Linked DNA regions of Homo sapiens: regions 2, 3 and 4 are each linked to region 1. Evidence: chromatin contacts called from ENCODE Hi-C or POLR2A ChIA-PET data. All regions are on one chromosome and are shown on one strand. The core of a region is the stretch at or near the end of the contact, and the rest is flanking DNA. Distances in the headings are between cores, read along the strand shown. Region 1 holds the start of NAIF1 (nuclear apoptosis inducing factor 1). Region 2 holds the start of LINC00963 (long intergenic non-protein coding RNA 963). Region 3 holds the start of RALGPS1 (Ral GEF with PH domain and SH3 binding motif 1). Region 4 holds the start of DOLPP1 (dolichyldiphosphatase 1).

Region 1 (4,999 bases), core at 1,705-4,204:
TCAAACAAAAAAAAAATTAGCTGGGCATGGTGGCGGGCACCTGTAGTCCCAGCTACTAGGGAGGCTGAGGCAGGAGAATGGCGTGAACCCCGGAGGCGGAGCTTGCAGTGAGCCAAGATCGCACCACTGCACTCGAGCCTGGGTGACAGAGTGAGACTGTCTCAAAAAAAAAAAAAAAAAAAAAAAAAATTAGCTGGGTGTGGTGGCACATGCCTGTAATCCCAGCTACTAGGGAGGCTGAGGCAGGAGAATGGCGTGAACCCGGGAGGCGGAGCTTGCAGTGAGCCAAGATCGCACCACTGCACTCGAGCCTGGGTGACAGAGTGAGACTCTCTCAAAAAAAAAAAAAAAAAAATTAGCTGGGTGTGGTGGCACATGCCTGTAATCCCAGCTACTGGGGAGGCTGAGGCGGGAGAATCTCTTGAACCCAGGAGGCGGAGGCTGCAGTGAGCCAAGATTGCACCAATGCACTCCAGCCTGGGAGACAGAACCAGACTCCGTCTCAAAACAAACAAACAAAAAAAACTTGTCTCTAAATCTCCTGGACTTAACCATTCTATCTTGCGTAGTGTTACTCTTGGTCCTCCTAGGCTGATCCTAATAGTTAGCGCTAAATACCTTGGATGTTGATCCAAGAATCTTGAACATGAGTTAACAACACCTATGTACACCCACCCAACAAATTGGTTTAATTCATTGGCGGTTTACCAGATTCTTTTCATACTTGGCTACGAGATTCTCTAATTGTCATGTGTACAAATGGACCAAACTAACTCAGCAGTGAAACAGGTTCTTAGGTAAAGTACTCAGGAGTCCTATTCCAGGCTGTAAATCAGGCTAAGCTACAGTAAATGAAATACTTGGGAAAATGGCAGCTACACCCGCCAAGTCAGACTGAAGGGGGAAGAGACAGAAGGGAAAGAAACAGCCTCTGCTCTGAGGTTCTCATACAGAAAGGCCAGCACTTCTCTTCCTGGCAGGCCCAGGGATGACCATTTCTCTGCGCCCCTATGCCCACACCTCGGCCAAGAGCCCACAATAGTAACAATCTCGCTTTGACTTTTAGAAAAAAAATTTCCCCCGGATTCTTTCACTCCGTCCACACTCCAACCCCGCGGGGATCACGATCCCATTTTCTGGATAAACAGGGCAATGGAGATGAGCCTAAACCATGAGAACTGTCAGTCTTCGCCGCCAACGTCCACACGGATCAGCCTGAAACCCCAATACCAATTTTTTTTTCAACTCCCACATGTTCCTGAGAGGAACCAGATCAGGGCCCACGGCTGGCATGGAAACGAGAGGGAAAGGAGGGGGTGCTGCTGGGGACTGATGGATGAACCCATCCTTGGGTGAAGGGAGCGTCCAGCTTGGCCTTGAGGTCAGGAGGTGACAAAGGCACACTCCTGAGACCTGGCCTTCTACTCTGGGCAAGAAAGGGCTTTTCGCCCATCAGAAAGCCCATAGGATGCCCACCTGTGTCCACGAAGAACCCGGCTCAAGCACCCAAAGAAGTCAGGAAGGAGCCCCGCTCCCACCAGGGCATAAGTGGGGTGTCCCTCAGTGAGTCAGGGGGCACCCTTCCTCTGGACAGTGGGGGTTCCGCCCAGCCCAAGGGGCCGTCCCCCGAGACCTGTCACCCGGCCCTCGAGGGGCTCCCTCCCCGCCAGTGCTGAGGACGCGCGCAGCCTACCTGGAGCTCGCCCTCGGTGCGGTGCAGTCCCAGGCGCCGCAGCCCCACCGCCAGGTCGTTGACACACAGGCCGCCGTCCCGGTTGACGTCGAGCGTCTGAAAGAGTCTCCACAGGCGCAGCCGGTGGTCCGGGCCCCCGCAGATAGCGCCGCCGCAGGGGTCCCCCACGGACGCCGGCGATGAGGCAGACGAAGAGGCGGCGGTGGCGGCGGCGTCCGGCGGCGGGGAGGCCACACAGCGGCACAACACACTGCTCACCATCGGGCGCGAGGCAGGGGCTCCGGGCGCGGGCGGGAGCGGGGGCGGCGGGCCGGCGGTGACCGCGCGGGAGGCAAGCCAGGCGCTCTGCAGCTGGGAGCGCGGGCTCGGAGACGCCGGCAAGCTGGCGGAAGGGGCGGCTTCCGGGAGCCCCGCCCCTCCGCGCCCCGCTTCGCCGGCCACGCCCGGGCGCACCGAAGGCCAGTCACAGGCTCGGATGGGGAGGAGGGAGGGGCGGAGCCTGTCTAAGGACAGCCCACGCGCCACGGACTACCCGGATCAATGGGGTGGGCGGGGTCACCCGGCTCCGCCTGGGGCCGATTCAAACTGAGGGAGGCGGGGATTGGCTGAGCCGGGGGCCAAGAGAGAGAAAATCACGCAGCGATAGGCATGAGTAATGTGATTGGCAGGCGGAAGGCCCCGTGTCCAGTTTCCATTGATGAACTAACTCTGTTTAGACTGCGGGATCTTAAGGATGGGAGGAGCGGTAGTGTACGGAGAGATCGTAGCCTCCAGTGGGAAACAGGATTTGTGTGAGAGCATTTGTGAACTGCAGTTGCGAGGCAGAGTTTGTGCCGGTGGGAGGAATTAAAAGTTAATTGACCCATGGGTCACGGCCGAAAGCACTAAGTATCCTCAGGAAGCAGGGTTTTGGTAATCTAACTCCCTAAACCACCAATAAAATAGCTGAATTTAACGGCTTAATAGTCGTAATACTGACAATTGAACGACAGAATGATTTTCCAATGGAAGTGAATAAAGGTTAGGTGGGCGGGGCCCTCTGGGCGACGGACACAATTTTAGACCAATGATCAGGCGAATTACAGTAAGCAGGCGTGCTCTTTAGCTGAGCGACAGATCGAAAGAACCAGTGATCGACGTGATATTTGAGCAGCTACCAACCGGGAAGGCCGGTTTTCCCGGAGAAGCGCTGGGAGGCGGGAAGAGGGGAAGTGGGCGGATCTCCGCACACCTCGGCGGAAGAGGCAGATTCAGGAAGCCATTACGCTGCTGGCTGGCAGCGGCCGGGCCGGTCGGGGCTGGGCCCTACGCACTTTGCGTAGCGAGGGGGGTTACCAAAGGCCTAGTGCTTGGCCTCGAGCAAGCCTGGCCTATCCCCTGTAGGGGGTGGGTGAGGGGCGAGGCTGAGGAAGAAGAGAAGGGGAATTGGGGCGCTTGAGGGGATTATAATTTCTTTAAAAAGAGGGGAGGGGAGAGGCCATGGCCGTCCCAGCCAAGAAAAGGAAGATGAACTTCTCAGAGCGGGAGGTGGAGATCATCGTGGAGGAGCTGGAGCTGAAGAAGCACCTGCTGGTGAACCACTTCAACGCCGGGGTACCCCTGGCCGCCAAGAGTGCGGCCTGGCACGGCATCCTGAGAAGGGTCAACGCCGTGGCCACCTGCCGCAGAGAGCTGCCTGAGGTCAAGAAGAAGTGGTCTGACCTCAAGACCGAGGTCCGTCGCAAGGTTGCCCAGGTCCGGGCCGCCGTGGAGGGTGGTGAGGCGCCGGGGCCCACTGAGGAGGACGGAGCTGGGGGGCCTGGGACAGGCGGTGGCAGTGGTGGCGGTGGCCCAGCTGTAGCCCCAGTGCTGCTGACCCCCATGCAACAACGTATCTGCAACCTGCTGGGCGAGGCCACCATCATCAGCCTGCCCAGCACCACAGAGATCCACCCTGTGGCCCTCGGACCCTCGGCCACCGCAGCCGCAGCCACGGTCACCCTGACACAGAGTGAGTGACCTCTCCTGCCCAGGCGGCGTGCATAAGTGGGAAGGGCCAGCAAGCTCTGGGGTGGCCTGGGGAAGGTTGGCTGCCAAGGGTCAGAGGTCAGATGGGGGTCTTGGAAGACCATGAGGCCTTCCAAGAGCAGCACCCAGACAGAAGTGATCTTGCTCTCTTTGGGACTTCCTCAGCACGTGGGCTGGACTTCTGACGTGCTGGATAGCTCGCCACTGAGCATTGCCACCATGTTTGTCCATGACTTACCTCCACTTGCCGAACTGGGTGGTCCTTGAAAACAAGAGACCGTGTCTGTATCCCCACAGGACTTTTCACAGGGCCCGGCTTGTAGTAGACAGCCAGGCCATATTTGTTGAAAAAATTGATGGGAATAATACTGCCCAAGTGAGACAACGATTCTGGATTCTGTTTTCAGTGTGGGGGATCTTTCATCAGGTGCTGCTCAGGAGCCTCATGGTTCCTGGTGTTAATCTACTCCATTCATTCATTCATTCATTCATCAAACATTAGCACTTATTCTGTACCAAACCCTGTGCTGGGCACTGGGATTACCAAGTTGTCTAAAATACAGGCCAGTTATGTTCTAGTAGGACAGAGATGACACATATAGGAATAGCTTCGCCATCAGTTGGGAAAACCTCAGGCCCCGGAAGAGGAAGGGGGCTTCTTGGTGGCATAAGGACACATAGCTGACATTGGCGTTGAAGGGTGGAGGAGCTTGACCTCTCCCACATGCGCGGAGGCCCATACAGCCCAGCCAGGATCCTTTCCGTGGTTCTCAGGAATGACAACAGAACTAACTTTGGTTGGATTTTTTAGTTCAAAGAAGAGTTTGTGCCCTGTTACCTCTGCTCGTTTGTGATGACCGTGAGCTGGATCATTCAGTGATTCTCAGTGGGGGTTGGGGGAGTTGGGTGGATGTGCGAGTGCCATCCCCTCACAATGCGTATTTCTCAAGAATACACTGGGGTGGGGTAAGGGGGACAAACACGGGTCTAGGTCAGATGCTGTTCTGGAACAGGAAGGATGTTTAAGTATCGGATTGACCCAGATGATGACAGACAGGGAGACATTGACTGGGTACTTTAGCTACTGCTGCCCCATTCCCACCTCCTTTTCTGCTTCGCCATAGGGGCCTAGGAAGTCAAGTCAAGAAAGCATCAAAGGGCTGGCATGGTGGCTCACTCCTGTAATCCCAGCACTTTGGGAGGCTGAGGTGGGCAGATCAGTGGAGGTCAGGAGTTCGAGACAAGCCTGGCCAATATGGTGAAACCCTGTCTCTACTAAAAATACAAAAATTACCCAGG
Region 2 (4,999 bases), core at 1,598-4,097, 1.4 Mb before region 1:
TGGGAAGGGCCCTAATACCTGAAGGGCAGGGAGGATGAGGGCAGGCAGCTCAGCTGCCCTCCCTCCATCCTGGGGCCTGCCACCTCCCCTCTGTCTTCTCCTGATTCCGGTTCCCCACCAGGAAGGGCTCACTGTCCTGCTCAGCAAGTTCTCTCAACAAGCTGGGCAGCCAGGGGGGGGTGCTCTGCTGGACTGGAGGAGCCGATGTGAGCCCAGGCCACCCATGGAGGCTCCCTCTGAAGAGAGGGAACAGACAACCCAGCCACTTGTCAGGAACCCCGATCAAATACCCCACCCCCAAGGCTCAGCACTAAGTGTCCCAGGGGCCTGATTTGCAGGAAGGGCAGCAGGATGCTCACTTGGGGGTGGAACACTCACCTGAGGGAGGAACTGTACCTGCCGAGGCTTGGATTACCCACAAACTCAGCCCAGCAGGAGCCCGCTGGCTGTGCTAACAATGTCCTCTGTGACGTTGCTGAGATTCTGCAAGGTTCTTTCAGTGTTAGCCCATTTTACAGAGGAGAAAGTTGAGGCTCCAGACAGATGTGAGCTTAAGCCTCTGGCCCAGTTCAAGTTTCCAAATATTCCAGAGGCCAGGGCCTGGGGCGGGGTGTGGGGCACCCCAAAGTCCAGGTGAGGGTGACCTGAGGGTGAAGTCTGGGTCTGGAGAGGCAATAGAGGGAGTGAGGACGGCTCCTGCCAGAAACAGGGGAGGGGTGTTTGAGACCTTGAAGGAGGTGGGACTGTGACAGTGGTGACTGTGGGAGGAGTCCGGGTCCAAGCAACAACTGGGAGAGACTTGGTGCAGGGCCCTGAGCTGAAATGGAGGAAAACGGAGCTGGGTGGGTCCCTGCCCTCAATGGGGGGTAAATGCTGAGGCTGGGGGCACGAGCCCAGAGGAGGGCACCAGGGCAGCCCAGACATGAGCTCTGTGGTCTGTGTGTGTTTACTGTGTGGCCAGAGCGTGTGAGGAGTGTGTGGAACCGTCTGTGTGATGTGGGAGTAGGGGGATAAGTGTATTGGCATATGGAGTGGGAGTGTGTATGTGTGCACGCATGCACCTTTGTGCCTGTGATCTGCGTCATGCAGTGTGTCTGTGCCTGTGTGGGATGTGGTCCCTGTGATGTGGGGCGTGTATGTCGGTGTGTGTGTGTGTTGTGGGGTAGTGCTAACCGGGACACTCTCCAGGGGAAGATCCTAGCTCGGATGGAGGTGGAGGAGTTAACCAGGAGAATGGGAGAGGGACCAGCACGTGCAAAGGCCTGGAGGCATGAAGATGGAGCCTGGAGCACTGGAGGACTTGAAAGTGGTCCAGTGAGGCTGGGAGTAGGGAGGGAGAGGCAGGGGCTGGGAGGGACAGGGCAGGCCTTCCTCCACCAGTTTGAATTCCGTTAGCTTGAGGGTGTGTACAGCCAGGAGGGGTGGAGGGGCTGAGAGGAGGCCGAGCCACCACTGACCAGGTGGAGGGGTAGGGGGTGAGCCTGGACCGGGGCAGGTGCTGGGTGGAGGTGGGGGAGTGAGAGCCAGAGCTCTCAACCAAGCCTCTGGGAGGCCGCAGGGCCTGGGATCGCAGACCCGAGCCTAATCCCTGCTCAGCCCAAGAGCTGTAGCCAGAAGGTTCTTAGTTTCCCCTCAGTAAACTGAGGTTCAGGACATTTCTGGGGCACTTGCTCTGTGTGACTGGGCAAGGGCTGGGCAGGCATTTCCAGCATGAACACGCTTTCCCAGGCCCACTGGTTGGAGGGCACCGAGGGGAGAAGGGGGACAGAGGAAAGGAGCCGGAAGCAGGATCCAGAATTTGAACCTAGGTGGTCTGACTCCAAGAGGGCCCTCTCTCTCACTTGACTTCAATAGTGACATTAGCCAACTTCAATAGTGACCCCAGGCGCGGTGGCTCACGCCTGTAATCCCAGCACTTTGGGAGGCCGAGACGGGTGGATCATGAGGTCAGGAGATGAGACCATTCTGGCTAACACGGTGAAACCCCGTCCCTACTAAAAATACAAATAATTAGCCGGGTGTGGCTGCGGGTGCCTGTAGTCCCAGCTACTCGGGAGGCTGAGGCAGGAGAATGGCGTGAACCCGGTAGGCGGAGCTTGCAGTGAGCCGAGATCGCGCCACTGCACTCCAGCCTGGGGAAAGAGCGAGACTCCGTCTCAAAAAGAAAAAAAAAAAAATTGACCCCAGTAGTGACAACAGTGACTCACCTGCCCCATGGGCTTCCAACTGCGATGGTTGTGCTCTCCTTTGACCCTGTATCCTGGGGGACTGCATACGGTAATTATATTGTTACTGCGCCTTTTTAGAGATGAGAAAACTGTGGTCAGTAGCAGAGTGGCCTGACCAGGGCTCCAACTCCCCCGTCCTACTGCAGATGATGTGGGGCAGTTTTCTTAGCACAGGCTGGAAAGCTCTCTTAGGTAACACGTGGATGACAGCGTGTGACCCGGCAGAAAAGAATTGTAATTCCGGGTGGCTGTACGACCTTGGACGGTCCTTTTGCCATCTCTGGGCCTCGATTTACCCAACTGTACAATTCGCCCCGTGAGTCTAGGAAGATTTGCTGAGCGTCTGCCAACTGGCAGATGAGGAACCGAAGTTCAGAGAGTTGAAAGCACTTGCCCCAGGTCAGGCGGCCGGCTTCGAAGCCGGATTCCGAAGGCGTGCCCTGCCCTCGGCCCCCAGCGGTGTCGTCCTGCCCCCAGGGGGCCGCGATGCGGGGCCGTTCCAGGCCCTGCCAGCCTGACGTCAAGCCCGGCCGGCGGGGCCTCGCTCTGCACAAACAGACGCCGCAGGCCAGCGTCGGGGCCGGGGGCGGCGATGACTCAGGGCCCCGAGACGGGCCGGGAAGCGGAAAGTTGTGTGCAGATGACATCAGCCGGCCGCGAGGGCGGGAGGGGGCCGGCTCCGGGAAACGGCGGCCTGGCGGGCGGCCCGGGGCAGGGCGTGGAGAGGCGGCCGCGGGGCGGGGGCGGGGACGCCGGGACGGGACGCTCGGGACCACGAAAAATGTCCCCACTCCCGCCCGCCCCGGACCCAGGCCCCGGAGCCCGGCCCCGCTTTTCGCCGGCGAGGAGCGGGCTTCACCCGCCTGCAAAGACTCCGCGCTCCCCCGCGCTCCGGAGGCAGCCGCATCCATCCTGCTGCGTCCCTGCATTTTAATTACCGCCGTATTAATATTCATGAGCCGGGACTCGAGGGGGACCGCGGGCTGTCATTTCCCTCGCCCGCCCTTCCCCCACCGCACCCCTCTTCCCGGGCTGAGTCGTGGGCTTTTTTCCTCCCGTTCTCAACCCCGCTCGCACCAACCGTTGGTGCGCAGCAGATTTGGGGGAGGGGGGTTGGTGTGAGTGTGAGCATGAGTGTGAGCGAGTGTGAGTGGGGAGGGGCCGAGTGTGAGTCTGTGCCTGTGTCTGTATGCCTGTGTGTACGTGCCTATGTGTGCCTGTGTGTCTGTCGGCAATCCCAGGGCCGTGTGTGCACATGTCTCTGATGTCTCTGTGGGGCTTGGAGAAGGGCCAAAGTCTGTCCAAGTTAGCAGGGCCTGACTGTACAAATGGGGAAACTAAGGCCTGGAGAAAGGCTGGGCCTTGTCCAAAGCCACCCCATAGGTCAGTAGCACAGGGAAGCCAGAGCCCAGGGTCTTGCGTTTGGCCGACTCTGCTCCCCGACTCTCCCGTGCTGTTGTTTGTAACAATGGCAGACAGGATGTGCTGAGCCGGCACCTCTCATATGGCCTTCCCAGCAAACCTGTGCAGCACGTGGTCCTATCCGTCCCCCGTGCACATAGGGAAACTGAGGCAACTGGTCCAGCCAGTGAGGGGTGGACTGGAGCCCAGAAGTGTCTGAATCCCAAGTCCCTGGGTTTAACGGCCCCACTGTGATGCCTCCTGGGGAATTGTGGAGTGTCCTCACTGGGGTGATCCGGGGGTACCTGGAAGTTCCTGGGTGCCCGGGCATCAGGGGGGTGTTTCCCCAGAAACACAGCCCACATTCTGTTTCCCTCCCAAGTCAGTCATCAGATGAGGCTGCCTTCCTGTGGCTCTCCCAGTCCCTCTCTGTCCTCTCCCCATCCCTGAAGCCTCCCAGGAGCTGCCCTGCACACCAGGCCTTCCTCCCTGGGCCTGAGGTCAGGCAATCACTCATTCATTCATCCAACAAATGCTTCAGTGCCAGTCACTGTGCTAGGCACTGGGGATTCTCTGCTCCCTACTCTGGTCATCTCTACCTGGCCTAGGAGCCTCCAGGCCCACAAGGGGGCTGTTCACCTCTGTGTGTGAATGCTCACTAGTGGTGGGGGACTAGGGGCACCTGTGCACAAAAGACAGCTCTCACCCAGCCTTGCCACAGAGGTCTGGGGTGCCCACATATTCAGTGGCCAGAAAGGGGCTGCGATCATCTTAGGGCTGATGGGGCGGTGGCCACACTAGGCAGCCTGAATCTTTGATTCTCTCTCCTGCAACTTGTCCTCCTCTGACTGCCAAGCCAAATAACCCCAGGGGCTGGTCAGCCTGCCTTACCCCGGGTTGAGCCAAGGCCGTCCTCCCTCTCACGTCCAGCCTAGAATAGATGGACTGTTCCCTCCTCTCTGCCCACGCAGGGCTGGGCTGGAAGTTGTGTCCCAGCCATGTCCCCTGAGCCTTTTCTCCCCTCCCTTTGGGAGCTCCGCAGGAACACAGAGAAGAGGACAGGGGTGCAGCCAGAGGACTCGGGAGAGGAAGCGATAATTTAATTGGGCTTCACGGGCTAAATAGGAGTTTGCCTAGGAGAGGCGGCCCAAGGACAGGGGACTAGCTCAGAGGGGTGCCTACCTGCAGCCCCCATTCTATAACAGGAACCAGAGCAGGCCAAAGGCAAGAGACCTGGGGAGACTGGGAGGACGGATTTTCTCCTAAAGGGCCCCAGGCAGTACAGCCTAGTGGTCCATCCGCACTCTTGGGTGGGTCCATCCTGGGTGAGAATTCCCCCTCCCTCCTCACTGTGAGGGCCTCTATTTCCT
Region 3 (4,999 bases), core at 1,025-3,524, 1.2 Mb after region 1:
AAAAAAAAATTCAGGTTAGTAGAGAAGGCTCCACCTACCTTCACTTCTGTCCATGCAACGAAGGTAGGAGGCATTACAGTTTGGACTGGTCAACTACCAGTGAGCAGAGGCACTGGGCTTTGAAAGGTCACATATATGGGTATACAACACTCTTCTGAAATTCAGAAAAAGCCCTGTCATCCTGCTTCCTTCTCCCCGCCCCTGTGGGTACACAGTGGAGTCAGGCATTGCCTTCTTTTGGGGGTCTTCTTTTGGGGATTTTTGTGTGTTTTGAGATGGAAAAGTCTCACTCCATCGCCCAGGGTGGAGTGCAGTGGCACGATCTCGGCTCACTGCAACCTCCGCCTCCCACGTTCAAGCAATTCTCGGCCTCAGCCTCCTGAGTAGCTGAGATTACAGGTGCCCGCCACCATGCCCGGCTGACTTTTGTATTTTTTAGTAGAGAGGGGGTTTCACCATGTTGGCCAGGCTGGTCTCGGACTCCTGACCTCAAATGATCCACCCGCCTTGGCCTCCCAAAGTGCTGGGATTACAAGCGTGAGCCACCGCGCCCGACCCTCTTGGAATGTGGTAAAATCGGGGTCTGTACTTGGATGGGGGCAGAGGGACTTCCATAGCCTCAGGCCTGAGCTTTATGTTCCAGCTCAGAGTCCTCACCGGGGTTGGGGTCTAAAGGTCAGCAAACAAATGTTCTGCTGCTTCCACTTGCCACTGCTCCCTGCGTTGCAGCAGCTCCCTCAGAGGCCTCGCAGAGAGAAGCAGTCACGATCCAAGACACGGCTGAGTCTTTTGGGAACTCCCAACAAAACCTCATCCCAAACTGCGAAAAGACAGTGGTCTAGTCTCACCTCTTAACTAGAAACAAACCCTCTCTTCTTTAGACTCTCCAGTCCCTGAATCCAACCTGCCCATCGGCACAAGAAAAAGGAAACTCATAACTTTATCCAGCGATTTGCTCAGTAGGCACTGTTTCATCCTATCCTCACCAGGCCCCTGGGAGGCACACAGGCAGGTACTAACATGCTCATTTTGCAACGGAGGAAACAGGTGAAAAACTCTCCCAGGTAGCATAGTCAAAAGCTTCTGAATTCTCATCCCTGCTCTCCCCACTTAACAGGCTGCCATTTCAGTCTTTTTGAGACGCACTGCTGAGATCTACAGCAGCTTCTGGTACCAGTGGCCAGCAAGCCAGGACCCCTCCCAAGCCTCATACTACTCTTCAAGCACACACATTTTTCAACAACCGATCATCCAATGACAACCAACCCCCCGCCCCCCGCATCCTGGCAAGCCCCTTCAATAGCAACAGGAAAGCCCCTGAGGTGCGAAAAACAGCGCGCCCCACTTAGGGCGCGGCGTAGCATAGGGGAGGCAACCGGCCAGTAACCAGGGCAGCTGAGCTCCAAGCCCGAGTCAGCAGAGGCACAGGCAGGCCCGGACGGCCCTTCTAGCGGCAGCCCCGGATGCCCCCAGAATCCTCAGGGAGCCCAAAGCCCCCGCTCCCACCCAAGCACCCCTGGGCAGCGGAGAGGGCGGCCTTTCCTTCTCGGGCGACCACTCACCCTCGCCTGCTCCTCACCTGGGGCCCTGCTTCCGTACCGCAGCCACCCGGGCCCCGCCCCCCACCGCTGCAGGTCCCCGGGCCCCGCCCCCCGCACCTGTGCTTTCCTTGGGTCCAGCGCGGGCCGCACCCCACAGCCCCGCCCACGGCAGCCCCGCCGGCCCCGCCCCCCGCACCTGCAGCCGCGGCGCCCCGCCCAACTGCCCCCCCGGCCCCGCCCCCCGCGCCCGCGCCTCTTCCCCGCCGTCCTTCACGCTCCCGGGGACCAGCGCGCCCCTGGCCCCGGACCCCAGAACCCCCGGACCCCGGCCAGGCCCCGGCGCCGGGCACCCGCAGGCACGGCCCCGGCCCCGCCTCCCGCACCGAGGCCCCTCCCCGGCTTCGGCGGCCCTCGGGGTCCCGCCCCCCACACCTGCAGCTCCCTCAGGCCCGGCCTCAGGGCCCGCCCCGCCCCGCCCCGCCCCGTCGGCCGCGCCTCTCACCGCCGCTCTCCCCGCCGCCGCAGTCCCGGCCGGTCACCTTGACGCGGGCCGCAGTGGCTGCCGCCGCTTCCTCATGGCCCTGGGAGCGGCCCAGCGGCAGCGGCGCCTTCGCTTGGAGGCCGGGGCCACGCCGAGCCGGGCCGGGGCCGGGCCAGGCGCAGCTGGAGCGCGGGCAGACGCGGGAGCGGAGCCGGTGCCCAGCCGCAGTAGGAACCGTCCGCTCCAGGGCCTGAGCGGCGGGCCTCTCATCCAATCGGCGCGCGGCACCAGAACAGCCCCCCAACCAGCTCGTTGTAGGGGCGGAGACACGCAAATCGGCCGGCTGGTCGTACCAGTGCGCAGCCGCTGCATCCGCGGTCCTCCCGGGCCTCGGCCTCCGAGCTCATCTGCAGACGCCCTCCCCGCCCGCAGGGATGCTGCGCTGCCAGCACACCCGGCCCGCCGCCCGCCACGCCCATCCCCTGCCTAGAAATAGCCGCGCATCTTATTCCCCACACGGCCGTCCAGGCCTCACCCGATATCCCCCGTAAATCCCTACCTGGGATTTATCGTTTTCAACAAAAATGGTTTTGTGAGCGAGACATCGCCTTAGTGCCCATTCTTCACAGCTGGGAGGTAGGCACAGAGCCCAGAACGTCAGAGCCAGAAGAAACCTCGGAGTTCCTGGCGGGGCGGGGGGGGGGGCGGTCTCATCCATTTTACAGCTGGGCAGAGTTAGGCCCAACGAGGTGAAGGGACTTGCCCAAGACCACACAGGAGCAAAGCTGGGGAATGAGCCCGGATCCTGTCTCTCTGCTCCCACATCTTTACTCTGTGCCAGGCACGGTGAGGTGGGCACAGAGGTTAAGTCATTTAGCTAGAGTCGCAGGGATAATAAATTGCAAAGACAATTGAAGCCAGGTCTGTGAATCCCTGGAAATCTGGAACCACAGCAAAACTCCGTTCTGCCTCCCACAGACAGGAGGTACTATGACCTGCCCTACTCCGAAAGATTCTTGGACAAATAGAACATCATTCTGACAATCTTCAAAGTAATTTTGCAGTAATATGAATGAATATGGAATGATTGGTTATTATGCTTCCCAAAGCTTATGAAAGGAAAAAAGAAACAAACAAAAAAGAATATAAATAGAGTCAGTAGAAGTTAAACCACCTGTGTCTTAAAAGACCTCTGGGAGAAGTTTCTGCTATTTTGTATTAAGAAAACGGTAATCATCGAAGAAGGTGCTTAATTATTTTGCATAAAGAGAACAAGAGCCTGGCGAGTTGGCTCATGCCTGTAATCCCAGCACTTTGGGAAGCCAAAGCGGGAGGATTGCTTGAGTTCAGAAGTGTGAGACCAGCCTGGGCAACATGGCCAGACCCTGTCTCTAATAACAATACAAAAATTAGCGAGGCGTGGTGGCGCAGACTGTAGTCCCAGCTACTCAGGAGAGTGAGATGGGAGTATCACTTGAGCCCGGGAGGTCAAGGCTGCAGTGAGCCTCAAGTGATGGCGCCACTGCACTCCAGCCTGGATGACAGAGCGATACCCTGTCTCAAAAAAGAGAGAGAGACCATCCTGGCTAACATGGTGAAAACCTGTCTCTACTAAAAATACAAAAAATTAGCCGGGCGTGGTGCGGACGCCTGTAGTCCCAGCTACTCGGGAGGCTGAGGCAGGAGAACGGCGTGAACTTGGGAGGCGGTGCTTGCAGTGAGCTGAGATCGCACCACTGCACTCCAGCCTGGGCGACAGAGCGAGACTTCGTCCCAAAAAAAAAAAAGAAGAGAGAGAGAGAACAAGAGACAGTGTAGTGCAATGGTTCTGCCCTGGCTCTGCCACCAGCAAGCTGTGTACATGTGAGCAAGTTACTTAGCATATCTATGTGCCTCCGTTTCTTTCTTTTTTTTTTTTTTTTTTTTTGAGACGGAGTCTTGCTCTGTTGCCCAGGCTGGAGTGCAGTGGCACGATCTTGGCTCACTGCAACCTCCGTCTCCCAGGTTCAAGCAATTCTCCTGCCTCAGCCTCCCAAGTAGCTGGGATTACAGACGCCAGACACACCATGCTCAGCTAATTTTTGTATTTTAGTAGAGATGGGTTTTCACCATGTTAGCCAGGTTGGTCGCGAACTCCTGACCTCAGGTGATCTGCCTACCTTGGCCTCCCAAAGTGCTGGGATTACAGGCTTGAGCCACCGCGCCCAACCTGCCTCGGTTTCTTTATTGAAAGATGAGAATGATAAAAGTAGCAACCTCTTTAGACAGGCTGTTGGCAGGAATTAATGAGATGATACATGGAAGAGTGCCTGGCACCTAACAGGACCTCAATAAACATTGGCTACTATTATATTTACCTGTGTGACTTTGGGCAAGCACAGAAGTGTGTGCAATGTACGCTTGCTAAATGGCATCTATACTTTTATTATGCTTATGCATACTTTCTAAGTTTTTTCAATGAACACAGATTCTTTTGTGATATATTAGAAGTTATTATAAACCCAATTTTAAAATGAGGAAAGGTCATTTAATATTGATTCTTGATGCTTCCAGAAGGATGTATTCATTCTTTCTACAAATATCTAATGGTTCTCTGCTATGCGCCAAGTGCTACTGTAAATGCTGAGAAAACAGCAGTGAATAAAAGAGACAAAAATTCTTGTCCTCGTGGAGTTGACATTCTAGTGGGGTAAGGCAGCTATTAAAATCAATATTTACAGTAGTAGGCTAGATAGAGAAAAGTGCTATGGGAGTAAAATGAAGCAAGGAAGAAGGGAGTTCAACGTTAAAGAAGACAGAAAAGTTTAGATGGTGATAAGCGAGAAATAATAGGTTTCTTAAAGCAATAAAGCCAAGTGCAGTCTGAGAAAGAGAGAGAGAGAGAAGGATCTGAATAGACATTTCTCCAAAGAAGATACACAGTGGTCAATAAGCACATGAAAAAGTGCTCAATATCATTAGCCATTAGGAAAATGCA
Region 4 (4,999 bases), core at 885-3,384, 1.0 Mb before region 1:
CTGAAGATGCTACCAGGGACTCTGGCCTCTCTACTCTCTGATCCAAGCCCCCTCAGGCCTCCCACTGCCCTTAGGACAAGTTCCCCCTCAGCCCAGCTCATCTGGCCCTGCACAGTCCTGGCCCTGCTTCCCTCTCAACCTCTGCTCCAGTTCCAAGGACCAAACTCGAGTTCCCTGAGCGCATCGTGCCCTGTCCTACTTCTGGACCTTTGCACACAGTTTCCCCCCACCTGGGACGCTCTCTGGGTGAACTCAACAAACAACTAAGAACCCACCACAGTGGCAAAAAAAAAGACACATATGTCCCTGCTAGTGCAGAGCTTGAGGTCTGACGGGAGAATCTGCCATCCAGACTCAGTTCATGATCCACTAATGTAGATATCAGGACAGCATCTGGGAGTAGAGACAGGGTCTCTTTATATCCCACTCTATCCCCCAAGCCCAGCACAGGGCCTGGCTCTTAACTGGGCTCAAAAACTGTTGAATGAATGAAGTAAGCAAGTGACGGTGTGAAGAGGGGTGTGACGGAGAAGTGCAGGGAACCATGGAAGCATTAATAGGGGACTAGACCTCACCAGATGCTCCAGGCTCAGCCAGGTCCATCACAGCCTGTATCATGCTGCACACAACTGCCTGCCAGGTTCCTTCTGGCTTGTTGGATTGTGAGCACTCCAAGAAGCTACTCTGAGGCCAGGAGGGGAAGCTGTGAAGGTGCAGAGGCCTTAGCAAGTCTTTCCCCACCTCCAGGCTTTGGCTTTCCTCTTATAAAGCAGCTGGTTTTCATAGTGCAGGAATGCAGGGATATTTCAGGCCTGTTAAGCATTCTAAAAACCAGAGCTAGCCCAGGGCCTAGCACTCAGAAGTGTTCAGTGGATATTGACTGAATGAATGAATGGATGAATGAATGGTAGACAGGCAGGCAGGCAGGGCCCAGGACCTGGCAGGGCCATACCACCCCCAGTACAACCCAGAACACCAGCGTCAACGTTCTTTGGCATTCAGTCCTGGTGCCCTCAGCGGACCCAGGTTCTCACATCTCGCAAGACAGCAGCATGAGCAGGCCCTTCCCAGGCAACCAGGGCTCAATGAGGGGCTCCAGCCTTCCCTGGCACTCAACCATCTTACCCAGGGAGGGTCTTGCAAGGTGGGATAACATTAACTGCAGGTATTTACTGAACGCTTACTGCATGCCGGGCACTGTACTCAGCCCTTCTTGTGCCTCCTGCTATTTGATGCTCATACCATCACCAGAAGGTAAGCACTGTAATCAGTCCCACTTTAGAGATGAATTAACTTAAGCAGAGGCAGGCACCTGCACAAGGCCTCAGCCTCAACTGGAGCCCAGATGGGTCTGACCCCCACGCCCAGGCTCTGCGCCACTCTTACTAGACAGCCTCCAGAACGCCGCTAATGGACCTCTCAACTGGAAAGCCCTGCACTTCGAGAGGTGTGTCTGATGGGAAGCAACAGAAGTCAAGTTCCCGGAGGCTGCCCGCCCCCTCATCGGGTCCTCTCTGTTGTGGAATCGTGCCCTGCTCAGGGCGTGGCACCACAAGTACTCAAAAGCCTGGCTTCGGCTTGCACACTCCCAGCAACGGGGAGCTCTTTCTCTTACAAGCAGCCCAAAGCACTGTTCGAAGGAAACAAGACACTCCCTGCACGCTGGAACAGGAGTGCGGCCTCTCTGGGACAGGGGAGGGCGGGGAAGAAGGGCCAAGGTCCAGGCCAGGGATCTTTTCTCGCCTCACACAGATCCTCAACCCATTTCAGCCCACCGGCGCCCCGGGACCCGGGGGAGCGCCCTGGCCGCGCAGCCGCAGAGTGCGCGAGCGAGCGCCTCACAATTTCGCCCAGCTCATCCTCGCACCACTGCGCCTGCGCGGCGCGCGCGCCGGCCGAGCCCCTCCGTGGTTCACTATTTGACAGTTCCCACCCCGGTCCCCCGGCGCCCCCTCCGCGGGCTCGAGCAGGCCGGAGCGCCCGGGACTGAGAGGCCGTCCCTGGGAAGGCGTCCTTGGAGCCGGGACCGCCTTTTACCTGCAGGATATTCGACGTGGGTGAGGGTCACCGGCCGCCATGAAGCGGGGAGCGAGCACTGTCCGTCCGCTGCCATCTTACCCGGAGACCGGGCTTCTTCGAGCAGCCAATGGGGAGCCAGGGGGGCGGTGGTCCTGACCTATCACGCCGGGGAGGCGCCGTGCACCCAATCGGAGGCCAATATAGGTAGCGGCGCAGCCATTCAGCGTGCAGGCCGTGGGGGCTGGCCCGAGCGGCGAATCAGAGAGCGGGGCCCCTGGGAGCCAACGAGCCGCCCCAGCTGGCGCCCAATCTGGGGCGAGCGCAGGTAGGCATCTGGCCAATCAGAGAAGGGGAGGGTTCCAGCACCGAACAGGGAGCATAACAGCCAATCAGAAGGTGAGGCTGCCTCAGCTTGTGGGCAGGGCGGGCCAATCAGGCGCTGGCTTTGGGGGCGTGTTGAACTTTGGTGGGAGCTTTGGTTCGGCTGGGACCTGCGCCCTGAATGAAGGCTTCCCTGGTACCCCCTGCCGATCCGCGGTCTTGGGGACCTGCGCGTCCGATAGCGCGTGCTCGAAGAGGAGAGGCAACCTCAGCTCCAGGGGGTTTGAACCGACCCACTTTCAGTTACGAGTAAACTGAGACCAGAGAGCAGAGGGGGCTTATTTCCCTCTGCCCCATACTGGCCGGCGAAAGGGCAAGTCACACAGAGCAGGCGACCTTTTTGTCAAAAGTGTGTGGGGCGGGGCGCGCAGTAGGCGCCCTAAACGCTGGACTGAACAGAGAAGCTTAATTGATACTTAAGAGTGGAAGCTTAGCTACAGTTAAGGACTCCTTCCTCCTTTCATTCATTTAATAAAGATTTATTGATTCAGTCACGTCTATGCTACTTAATGAGGCGTCTTGGGAGCATTTCAAACAAGAAGTCGGTTTTCCACCTACCCCTCAGTTTTCCCAAGACATTCCTGCGTGAACAGCCACACCTTCCCACCCGCCTTCACCTCTCCTACCCGACTCTGTCTCTGGCTGGATTGGATTACAGTGCAGGTAAGGTGGGCTGGGAGGGCTCAGCCTCTTGTCTCCTGCCGCTAGCATGTGCTGTTTTTGTCTGTTTGTTTGTTTTTTGAGACAGGGTCTTGCTCTGAGGCCCAGGCTGGAGTGCAGTGGAACGATCTTGCTCAGCCTCCTGGGTCCAAGTGATTCTCCTGTCTCAGCCTCCCGAGTAGCTGTGACTACAGGCGCGCACCACCGCATCCGGCTAATTTTTGCATTTTTAGTAGAGACCGGGTCTTACCATGTTGGGCAGGCTGGTCTCGAACTCCTGGCCTCAGGTGATCCACCTGCCTCGGCTCCCAAAATGCTGAGATTACAAGCGTGAGCCGCCATGCCCAGCTAATTTTTTTTTTTTTTTTTTGAGACGGAGTCTCGCTCTGTTGCCCAGGCTGGAGTGCAGTGGCACGCCCGGCTAATTTTCGTACTTTTCGTAGAGACGGGGTTTCACCGTGTTGGTCAGGATGGTCTTGATCTCCTGACCTCGTGATCCGCCCACCTCGGCCTCCCAAAGTGCTGGGATTACAGGTGTGAGCCACCGCCCCTGGCCACCATGTGCTGTTTTGCTGCGTGGGATGTACTGCCTCTCCTGCCCTACTTTGCCCGGCCCAATCTGGTTCAGGTGTCTCCTCGGCTTACAGGTTTCCACAGTCAAGTGAGGGGCCAGTACTGGGCTCTCACGGTTGCATTTCCTGTCCTTTCTCAGCCCTGACCTCACTGGACTGTAATCGGCTCCCTATCCCTCCCAGTCAGCAGCGGCTCTCAGATTCATGGAGTGCTGAGATCAGCCTGTAGAAAACACAGATTCCTGGGTCACAATGGGGCCTGGGTTGATCCAGTAGGTCTGAGTTGGAGCCCAGGTGTCTGCATTCTTATGTGCTCTGGTGGTTCTGATACAGGTGGTTACAGCCACCACTGGAGAAACCCTGGGCAACATGAGGACAGGGCCTGGTACATCCTGAGCCTGGTCCAGACCAGACCTAGAGCAAGTGTCTGATAAGTGACACGAGCGCCCCTGAGGTGAGTTGAGAATTACCCAGGAAATCCCACTGAGAGTGGCTCTTTCTGCGAGTGGCCAGGCCAGTAGAGCGGGGACCGTGAGCTGGCCTGTGTGGCCGGAGATGATGGCGACTCAGAACCCACCAAAGAGCCCAGAAGGCCCACTGCCCTGCTGTGCGCACTCCCAGCCTGGGCTCGTCGGGGTCAGCTGGCCTCGGTTTCCTCAGGCACTGTCATTATTAGCCTCTGAGAAGCAGGAGGTGTGAGGAGCGGGCCGGGAGCTTCTCAGAATAGTTCCCTGGGACAGGACAGCCATCCATGATCTGGGCCACATTGCCGCTCCCAAATAGGCCTTGGGAGCAAAGTCCATGAAATGCAGGCCTGTCAGTGCTGGGAGCCTCCCGAGGGAGGATGAGGATGAGGAACTATGAAATGAGAGGGAGTTACCCAGGGAGGGTTTTCCTGGCAGAGAGAACAGTGTAAGCCAGTGTCCTGGGGCCCGCGTGTGGCTGGATGAAGTGGGCAAGAGGGAAAGAAGGGGTAAGGTGGTGGGGAGGAGGCCCACAGGGGCCTGACCACCCGAAACTTTGAGGGCACTGTTAATGGTGGGGACAGAGGGAAGCTCTGAAGGATGGGTTTGTTGTTGGGTTTGGTTTGGTTTTCTTGTTTAAAATAGAACATTCAGGGCAGGCACCGTGACTAAACCTGTAGTCCCAGCACTTTGAGAGGCCGAGGCGGGAGGATCGCTTGAGCCCAGGAGTTCAGGACTAGCTGGGCAATACAGCAAGACTTCATCTCTACAAACAAATTTTTAAAAATTAGCCAGGCATGGTGGTGCACACCTATGGTCCCAGTTACTCGGGAGGCTGAGATGGGAGGATCACATGAGCTGGGGAGGTAAAGGCTACAGTGAGCTGTGATCCTGCCGCTACAC

What was found. A loop is a pair of places that touch in the nucleus more often than their neighbours do. ChIA-PET counts read pairs that join two places held with the same protein, here RNA polymerase II (POLR2A). Pooled maps may share reads with other maps.
Region 2: a pooled map shows a loop between it and region 1 (5-fold over the local background). The contact joins the promoter of LINC00963 here to the promoter of NAIF1 in region 1. A Hi-C loop is called at or near these places in 5 of 50 pooled maps. POLR2A ChIA-PET finds 5 or more read pairs at or near these places in 2 of 52 experiments (CD8-positive, alpha-beta memory T cell and WTC11).
Region 3: a loop to region 1 is called in a pooled map, with 13 times the contacts of the local background. The contact joins the promoter of RALGPS1 here to the promoter of NAIF1 in region 1. A Hi-C loop is called at or near these places in 4 of 50 pooled maps. POLR2A ChIA-PET finds 5 or more read pairs at or near these places in 2 of 52 experiments (BJ and GM10248).
Region 4: a map of B cell shows a loop between it and region 1 (10-fold over the local background). The contact joins the promoter of DOLPP1 here to the promoter of NAIF1 in region 1. A Hi-C loop is called at or near these places in 1 of 168 maps with a recorded cell type or tissue (B cell), 1 of 37 single-sample maps with no recorded cell type and 6 of 50 pooled maps. POLR2A ChIA-PET finds 5 or more read pairs at or near these places in 1 of 52 experiments (naive thymus-derived CD8-positive, alpha-beta T cell).

What each region holds. Positions count from the first base shown.
Region 1 is chr9:128,065,275-128,070,273 of GRCh38, reverse strand. NAIF1 (nuclear apoptosis inducing factor 1) reads left to right here and starts at 2,954. Exons shown (of 2, transcript NM_197956.4): 1 at 2,954-3,683. The coding sequence starts at 3,173. It overlaps SLC25A25 (solute carrier family 25 member 25), which reads right to left and starts at 2,042. Exons shown (of 11, transcript NM_001330988.2): 1 at 1,694-2,042. The coding sequence starts at 1,954. RefSeq lists enhancers at 936-1,015, 2,766-3,095 and a silencer at 1,746-2,315.
Region 2 is chr9:129,486,508-129,491,506 of GRCh38, reverse strand. It overlaps LINC00963 (long intergenic non-protein coding RNA 963), which reads right to left and starts at 2,847. Exons shown (of 5, transcript NR_038955.1): 1 at 2,208-2,847. It overlaps LOC124900275 (extensin-like), which reads right to left and starts at 1,558. Exons shown (of 4, transcript XM_047424330.1): 1 at 379-1,558. The coding sequence starts at 1,026. The coding sequence ends at 424. RefSeq lists enhancers at 1-369, 370-1,029, 1,030-1,689, 3,010-3,669, 4,330-4,989 and silencers at 1,343-1,637, 2,642-3,001.
Region 3 is chr9:126,912,057-126,917,055 of GRCh38, reverse strand. It overlaps RALGPS1 (Ral GEF with PH domain and SH3 binding motif 1), which reads right to left and starts at 2,274. Exons shown (of 19, transcript NM_014636.3): 1 at 2,081-2,274. RefSeq lists enhancers at 1-19, 1,313-1,382 and a silencer at 1,873-2,302.
Region 4 is chr9:129,078,246-129,083,244 of GRCh38, reverse strand. DOLPP1 (dolichyldiphosphatase 1) reads right to left here and starts at 2,134. Exons shown (of 8, transcript NM_020438.5): 1 at 2,038-2,134. The coding sequence starts at 2,113. RefSeq lists a silencer at 1,707-2,436.